Regions from separate parts of the Homo sapiens genome. Here all the other regions are linked to region 1. A link is a contact called in ENCODE Hi-C or POLR2A ChIA-PET data. All regions are on one chromosome and are shown on one strand. The core of a region is the stretch at or near the end of the contact, and the rest is flanking DNA. Distances in the headings are between cores, read along the strand shown. Region 1 overlaps ATXN7L1 (ataxin 7 like 1). Region 2 holds the start of RINT1 (RAD50 interactor 1). Region 3 overlaps ATXN7L1 (ataxin 7 like 1).

What was found. A loop is a pair of places that touch in the nucleus more often than their neighbours do. ChIA-PET counts read pairs that join two places held with the same protein, here RNA polymerase II (POLR2A). Pooled maps may share reads with other maps.
Region 2: a loop to region 1 is called in a map of PC-3, with 3 times the contacts of the local background. The contact joins the promoter of RINT1 here to the enhancer-like site in region 1. A Hi-C loop is called at or near these places in 1 of 168 maps with a recorded cell type or tissue (PC-3) and 1 of 50 pooled maps. POLR2A ChIA-PET finds 5 or more read pairs at or near these places in 5 of 52 experiments (A673, PC-9, WTC11 and 1 more).
Region 3: a loop to region 1 is called in a map of PC-9, with 3 times the contacts of the local background. The contact joins two enhancer-like sites. A Hi-C loop is called at or near these places in 5 of 168 maps with a recorded cell type or tissue (CD4-positive, alpha-beta T cell, PC-9, Right ventricle myocardium superior and 2 more), 1 of 37 single-sample maps with no recorded cell type and 5 of 50 pooled maps. POLR2A ChIA-PET finds 5 or more read pairs at or near these places in 5 of 52 experiments (H1, HEK293, Panc1 and 2 more).

The regions. Positions count from the first base shown.
Region 1 is chr7:105,647,610-105,650,313 of GRCh38, reverse strand. The region is part of intron 4 of ATXN7L1 (ataxin 7 like 1); the gene reads left to right. Among named protein-coding and RNA genes, the nearest start is that of EFCAB10, 67 kb to the right of the region's middle. RefSeq lists an enhancer at 933-2,132 and a silencer at 2,143-2,359. Within about 2 kb of position 1,329, at least 5 of the 41 ENCODE cell types and tissues checked have a DNase peak (open chromatin) inside an H3K27ac peak, as active enhancers do; they include A673, PC-3 and PC-9, where a contact is called at or near this core.
Region 2 is chr7:105,530,900-105,533,603 of GRCh38, reverse strand. RINT1 (RAD50 interactor 1) reads right to left here and starts at 1,403. Exons shown (of 15, transcript NM_021930.6): 1 at 1,247-1,403; 2 at 735-780. The coding sequence starts at 1,288. RefSeq lists enhancers at 631-1,207, 1,053-1,232, 1,323-1,622, 1,208-1,785, 2,073-2,122.
Region 3 is chr7:105,717,290-105,719,993 of GRCh38, reverse strand. The region is part of intron 3 of ATXN7L1 (ataxin 7 like 1); the gene reads left to right. Among named protein-coding and RNA genes, the nearest start is that of EFCAB10, 140 kb to the right of the region's middle. Within about 2 kb of position 1,318, at least 5 of the 41 ENCODE cell types and tissues checked have a DNase peak (open chromatin) inside an H3K27ac peak, as active enhancers do; they include PC-9, where a contact is called at or near this core.

The sequences.
Region 1 (2,704 bases), core at 80-2,579:
TCCCAATATTTTTCCAGACACACCGCAAAAATACCATTTATTCACTTGTCAGGATTTATGCAGTATCAACTGTATCTGTCATACCACGGTAGTAGGACTTTGTGTCTCTGTTATTTACCCTGATTCTTAGTGATTGCCTGCCCCTCAGACTTCTAGAATCTCCCAAGTACTTCTTCAACTTAAAGAATTTAGATTGGATATAAATAATTTCCTCATAGTAGCTGCCAAAATACATCCAAGAGAGCCAAATTGAATTCCTTCTCCAAGGGCATTTTAAAAGAGGGTAAATTCCTTTTTATTGGGGATGACTTAATGCTATCACTGCTTGGAAGCCAAGAGGCTGGGTGATATGGCCCTTCTAAGGCTCTGCCAGTGAGTCAGAGATTCTCAAAATTCTGCCAGGCCAGCAGCATAAGCACATAGGCTTTTGTCGAAGGAATTGGTGGAGGAAATCAGACAGCTGAGAACTCTCATCACACACAAAACCCACAGCACAAATACCATATGTCTTCAGGCTCCTGCCTGTCAAATTCATCTTTACCGTGCTCTGGTAAGTGAAGAAGGGCTGGCAATAATTTCTGCAGACCTAGAGACATTCAGAACCATTCTCTTAAGGCATTTCTGTTGATAATCAAAGAATATAGATCATGATCACCAGGAAAGCGTAGCTGGCAGGTGGGCAGCTGGCCCTGCGGCACATTGGTGGCTCTTGCAATGGCACCGTCATGAGTCTCCACCTCTGTTCTTTTGCAGACATCACTGGGCAGGGAGGGGAATCTACTTGATGCCAAGAGAACCATGTTTCTTAAAGCCAGAGGACCCGCCTTGATCTAGAAAGATAAATTCAGACAGGCCAAGCACAAAGGAAGAAGACGTGGGCAACTAAAGCAGCACAAAAGAAACAGAGGTAGATATCGCCCCCACGTAGCAAGGGGGATGAGGGAGGGTGTTCTCGGCATTGGGTTTCTTTCCCAGGACCGAGACAGAGGTACAGAGATGATGAGGAGAGAACTACTCCCAGCATATTAGACACAGCAGGGGAACAGGCTGCAGCCCTGAGCTCTCTGAAAGAGTTCATCCCAAGTGAACAAAACAGGCATTATGAAAGCAGCAGGGGAAGAGTGGAGACTCATCTTTCCCTTTCAAACACTGCTCCACAAAGAAAGGACAATCGTGAGTTGATAAATGCAACTAATTGTGCGACTTTGGGAAGTGTGCACATGCATCCTTTAGACTGAAGGGAAAGGAACTTTGAAGGGCTTTGGCTAAGCTCGGGGGTAACTGCCAGGCTTGTTTGTCACCTAAGCAAACAGTGTAATAAATTGCTGAGTCACCCATCAGGCTATTGCCAACTCACCACCCCCTCCCAGGTCTCACCACCTGCACATGGAGGTGTTTGCGTTACTGTGATTAGACACAAAGAAGATGGGAGATGCCCATACTGTGAAAGCAGGGGTTAGAACCTTTTGGATTCTTTCCAAATGGAAAAAAAAGTCCAACCTGTCATTCAGGGTCCACAGCCATCTGGAAGGGGCGTGCCCAAGGCTGGGACACTTTCCTGGCTGGGGAAGGTGACAGCAGAGGAAGTGAGGGGGATGCACACGGGGCCAGTGAGAGGAAGCAGAGGACAATTCCGAGACACTGGCTTCCCTGTGACTGCACTGTGGCTGCAGCATAGGCACACGCGGGATCTGTGTGTATGGGAGGTGGGGGGTGGGGCTCTTAATAGGCTCTTATGTCAGCTGAATGTTTTTGCTCAAAAAGCATCATCTCTGGGATTGGCTTTCCAGATTCTGTGGCACTATCCTGTGACCGTTTCCTCCTTTGCTTTCTCAGTTCAGGACTTTGGGGCTGTTGCCAGCTGTAGTAAAGAAAGGCTGGCCCGATGGCTAGCGTGTATACTGGGGAAGAGGATGGCAAGGTCAAATGCCTTTCCCACCATCACTCAGCTGCCTGCTTCTGTGTCTTCTCAGTCCAGGCCAAGGCAGGTTCCCTTAGAGAGAAAGCCCAAAGCTTTTGAGGGAGAGAAGGGACACCAAAGAAAAAAGTATCAGGGACAGCTCTAGGTTCTTCTCCTTCACTCTTCTAAGCCCTTCTCCATTAGCTAATGAACACCCTTAGAACACACCCAAAAGAGCGCAGTCTCCCTTCTCTCCTTCTGCCAAGTCCTTTTACCTCACATCAGAGGTGTTCACTCAGTGGCCCAGCCCCTTACCAACTCACCTGGTCTTTGAAATCTTTGAAACATTCTTGATCAGACTTTTTTCCCCAATGCTTCCCATTCTTCAATCCAGAGGACTGCACGTGAGGCTGTCTTTCCTGTTTCTGATGGGCTCCAATTTCGCATCCAGCTGAGTTCTGGAATCATTGACAGTAGAGTATGATTGGGCCACACTCATTATAAAGCAGAAAAAATTCCAAATTAGGAGACAGTCACAGACATTAGCTGGCCTGGCCCAAGCTCAGTTACACACAGTTGGGAAGAAGTGTCACCAAAGAGATGAGTCAACTGGCACGGTTCCAAATGTTGGGACCTGGTGCACCTGTGCTCGTGGGGCTGCCTTAAGGAGCACATTCAGAGCCTGACGTTGACTTTAGAGGAGTAATGCAGACTGTGCTATGAGCATTTGAGGGCTGCTTGGCTTGTTTTTGCTGTTTGTTTGTTTTTGAGACGGAGTCTCGCTCTGTTGCCAAGCTGGAGTGC
Region 2 (2,704 bases), core at 154-2,653, 120 kb after region 1:
GTTTTTCTTACTGCTACACATTCCCAACTGTTTGCCACAGTCAAAAGAACCAAAAATCCCAATAGCAGAGCTATCACATGCTTTTCCCCTTCCTCTCCCAAAAAATGTCACTTCAAAGGTCCCTAAAGAGCCCTTGATTTGCAATAACCTGCCATCAAAGTAAAATGGCAAAAGTCCACAACCCTGACATATACTCCCGTACTAGGGAGGAAATGGTGGTACTGACCTTTTCCCCCTTTCCTGTCCAGTCCAAGATCCAGAACCCAAGTTATCCGTTGTGCTCTTGCCAGAGCAATTTTAAATTGCCAATTTACTGAAGGTGAACTAAACAACTGTCATTTGCCTCCTTTGAACCCAATTAGGGTGGTGGTCGTCTGTCCTAGATCATGGGCCCCTCCAAATTCCTGATGCTTAGTAAGTTGATGTTTCATTAAAATGACAGGCAGGCCCCAATTATTCTGAGTACTGTATGATAGGCAGACTTCCAGCGAAAACACTCTAGTCCCTGTACTAGGTATGGATCGGGAAGTGCTCTTCTCCAAAGCATCCCATATTTTACAATTTTAGAAAGACAAAAATATGTGTATCATGGTCATCAGTATTACCATATAAGCATATTGTGCAGAAAACGGTACTGCATCTAAAAGATAGGCAAAGAACCTTTCTATATTGCAGACCCTGGAAGGCTGAGTTTGGGCGGGAAGAAAAAGCTAAGGTGTTTGGAGCTGGCTTACTTTTCTCCTCGAGGTTCTTCCTTTCGTCACCACTTTCAGAGCAGCACTAGAAGAAGAACAGATGTGACAAGCACATTAAGATTAAAGTCGTGGATGGAAAGCATACGGGGCTCCCAAAGGGCACCCACTGGAGGCAAGAGAGGTTCCAGACGCTCTCCCACTTTCTGAGCGACCAGGGCCGTCCGAATCAGGTACCTCAAAGTGCCACTGTCCTGGTGCCACCGCCACCTTCCCAGGAGGTGTGTGTCACCTCCGCAGGACCTGGAGTTACCTTGCCTGCTCACTAGAGCCACCTCCCTAGAGAAATCTGTCATCTCACCAGGGCCGCCAAAGCCACTTCACGGGGACTACCGCCTCCTCTAGGAGGTCTTACAAGGGCCTCTAATCTAAGCCGCAGGAAGCACCTTCACAAGCTTACAGGGCCACCGCACCGGGACTATCTCCCCCGGGAGGTCTGTGCCACCTCAATGGGCCACCAATGTCCCCTCCCAGGGACGCCAGGGCCGTCTCACCGGGGCTGCAGGAGAGGCGCCGATCTCGCCGGCTGGTAGCATCTCGCCTCCGCGCGAGTCCTCGGCTCCATTCGCAGCCAGCGTGGCCTGTGGAGTCTGGCTAAGGCCAGCGACACACTCACTACCCAGCCTCGGAGGCCGTAGGACTGAGTGCCACAGCGACTTCCTCTCGATGTCTCACTGGTTTCTTCCTCTCAGCCCAGAGAGGCCCTGCCCGTGCAGCCGCCGGCCGTGCTCTGTTCCTCCCCCTCCTGACCGGAGGTCGGAACGGCCACTCAGGAAGCGGGCACCCTCCCCTATGGAGCTCCAGAGAAGGGATTCGCTCACTCCACCGCGGTAAAAGTCCCCTCCACTTTATTGAAGCTCTTAATGATGGAACTTTAAGATATCCCTCTCCCAACGCCTTAAATTCAATATGAATAATTTAAATTTATATTTTAGGCAATATCCAGATGTTCTGAGAGTGTGGGGGGCTTGTTGACTAGGAGCTTCGGTGCAGGGTTATTTGGTTCGAATATTTAGTTGGGGGTTTCCAATGAATGTCAGTATCTTTAGATATTTCTTTTAACGTTGGTCAGAGTCCCTAGAGATGAGCTTCTGATTTCCTGCCTAGAGGGTGTAGAGGTGGTTATAAGCGTTCTGGGAGCTGAATGAAGAGAACAGAGCATCTAACATGTGTTTCGCCCAAAACCCTGTCTTTTACCAGGGAGGAGGAAAGGGAGCTACCTAGCAGCAAGGGTTGTGTAGAGGACCTGTGGACTTGACAGCCTCTTAAACAAACTAACACGGAAGGAGTACCATAGAGACCATAACAAACAAGGGGGGGGGAAAGCAACCCTCAGAGGAAAAAGAAACCACACGGTGAGAAGAAAAATCAAATACATGTGCACAGAGATATATAATCGAGCTACAAATTACTATTGCAAGCATAAAACAAGGATGGCTGGGCGCTGTGGCTCACGCCTGTAATCCCAGCACTTTGGGAGGCCGAGGCAGGCAGATTACGAGGTCAGGAGATCGAGACCATCCTGGCTAACATGGTGAAACCCCGTCTCTACTAAAAATACAAAAAATTAGCCAGGCGTGGTGGTGGGCGCCTGTAGTCCCAGCTACTCAGGAGGCTGAGGCAGGAGAATGGCGTGAACCCGGGAGGTGGAGCGTGCAGTGAGCAGAGACCGCACCACTGCACTCTAGCCTGGACGACAGAGCAAGACTCCGTCTCATTTAAAAAAAAAAAAAAAAACAAGGATACTATTTTTTAAATTACCTATTATGGGAACATAATCGTATATATTTATAGTGTACATGTGTGTTTGTTTTTTTTTTGCTCAGGCTGGGGTGCAATGGCGTTATCTCTGCTCGCAGCAACCTCCGCCTCCCAGGTTCAAGCGATTCGCCTGCCTCAGCCTCCCAAGTAGCTGGGATTACAGGCATGCACCACCACGCCCGTCTAATTTT
Region 3 (2,704 bases), core at 69-2,568, 70 kb before region 1:
AGGATTATATGATCACCTGGGTTTTGGAAGAATCCAAAGTGGGGTCACGGCTGAAGAGAGGCCTCCTTTCCTAGGCCCTGGCATTGCAACTTTTAAATGCATGATTCGCTGGCCCCTTCACAGCTGGATCTTTCTGTTCCCTGCGCTTGCTGAAAAGCAGAAATCTACTCCAAAAGGAACGCTCACTGCTTTTGCCCCTGCTTTTTCTGTAAGTGGTGAGTTTTTATCTGTCTTCTGTTGATGGAGCTGCCAAATCCTAACCCTTCCCATTTCCACTGTGGGCTCCAGGTACACCCCCTATTTGAATAGGTATCAGATTTCCCCAAAGCAAAATCTAATCATTCCTAGGCTTAGTCCGCTTCTCTGAGAAGGCCAAGAGCCCTGACCTCATTCTCTGCGCTGGCTCCTGCTGCAGTTAGGAGGAAGCTGTGGGATATGTCCCTGGGGTACAGTTAGCACAGCAGGGGGCTAGGGAATCTCAACCCAGTGAACCAAGAGACAAGGTTATACATGAATTTAGGAAGCCAGAAAGACCCAAAGCCCCAAATAGGAAATTTCTATAAGGAAACCCTTACACTATAAGGCCTTACACAAATATCTGGGATAATGATTTTATCAACTACCCACATCCCCTTGAGAGGACTTCATGAGGGTCCTTGAACTAGACCCTGTAGGGCGGGGGCTACTCTGTGGGAGCCTCCCAGACTGAATGTGGAGGAGGGTGCTCCCAGGAGGAAAATCAAGGTGCTGTTACTGGAAGAAGAGAAGAAGGGGGATGGGCGCTGAGTGGGCCAAGATCACAAATGCTCCCCTCACCCATCCAGGCCTCTTTCTCTTTCCTTTGCTTCCCTTCATTTACCTGTTCTTCGGCTCCTGCTCACAAAAGGACAGAAGAATCATTCCATTTTAATAGGTACAGTCTGTGAGGCTGGTGGCCACTGTAAACTGGTCTGTTTCCTAGTCTTGCTCATCCTGGAATCAGGATGTAACATGGAAACACAACAGGCCCCTTGCTTCCCGGCTGCTGTTCATCACCTGTTTGTGATGTCTTCCTGTGCCTAGAGCAGGTGCTTCTCTCCTAAACTGGGAGGTCCTCCCCACAAGATAAATCCTCTCTCCCAAGCCTGCCCTCCCATGCTGTAACCTTCTCTTGGCTTCTGCTTTTTTCTGAACTTCCTGTTCTATTTTTGAACACTCATAGCCTGGACCCAGGCCTTGGCAGACAAAGAGCCCGTGTGAATGGTGGACATCTGACCTGAATACCTGACCTGTGATTAGTAACCTGGGTTGGCCCCAAGCCGAAGGTGGTTCCATGCCTCCATCAGTTGTCACCCTTCCAACCTGGCTGGCCACATTTTTTGCTCCTGCCGTCAACTGCAGAGATGCAAACTGTGTGTGAAGAGGTGATTCCCTGCCTGGGAGGTTTCAGGGTTATCTGTGTCCACCTCTCCCCGGAGCCTCCAGGCACACACACCAAAAGGTAGATATGACCCTGCCTCTTTGGAACAGTGAGTAGAGCAAACTGCTGTGTTGTGGCTTCCTTAAATACGCCTTAATCCTGCCCATCCTGAAGGTGGAAGTGGATCCCATTTATATTGTTTTTTAGTGATCACTCAGCTCACTCCAGTTGGCACCCAGGAACTCGGAATTCGGACTGCTTACTTGCTGGCTCCAATTCTGCAAAATACCCTGCCTTCCCTGTGGCCACTGGGGTTGGACAGTGCCCACGTGCACTTTCTTCCCCACTCAGGTATCCTATAGCTGATTAACTGGGAAGGTGTGGGGCTATCTAGCATAGCTACAGGACTCGATCCAAGGTGCCGCTCTATCATGATTTGTATGGGTGGTGTTTTCTTATTGTTGCTGTTGTTTTAAAAGGGGAGAGGTTTTGACACAGAATTATTTTATCTAATTTACTCTTCACTGCCCCTTCCATTTCCTCTGCTTTACCAAAAGAACGTTTTAATGCTTTTGATGATATTAACTATTTCATAGTTGTCTTAAGAAACAGTTATAGTTTTCAACTTCTAATTTAAAAATATTAATATTCTTACCATTACAAAAATTCTTATAGATTAATGAGAAAAAATATACTAATTAGAGAATGGGTAGGAGCAGGCAAAATGGAGGAAACTCAAGTGAAAACATTGAATTTTGAGTGAAACATTTTCACCTGAAAAATGTTCAACCTCACTGGCAGTTAAGAACAAAAGTTACAACAATCAGATAGTATTTTTCACTTATGAAAATGACAAGTGTTTAGAAATTACTGTAATACCCAGTGGTCATGAGGAAAAAGCAAAGCAGACTTTCCGTCAAGCTGCTGGTTATGTAAATTGGGGCTCCCTTCATGTTGGGCATTTGACTAGATGTATCAAGGACCTGGAACCAAAATTTATGCTTCTCAGAATTTATATAAAGTAAATAAATCAAATTGCGTACAAGCATGCCTTTAAGGGATATCCACTCCAGAATTATCCATAATAGCAAAAAATTGCAACCAATATGAATAACAAACAATATAGGCTACAGAGTAGCCTCTAAAATAATCTTTTAAAAAATATTTTAGGCCAGGCATAGTGGCTCATGTCTGTAATCCCAGCACTTTGAGAGGCCGAGGTGGGCAGATCACGAGGTCGGGAGTTCAAGACCAGCCTGACTAACATGGCAAAACCCCGTCTCTACTAAAAATACAAAAATTAGC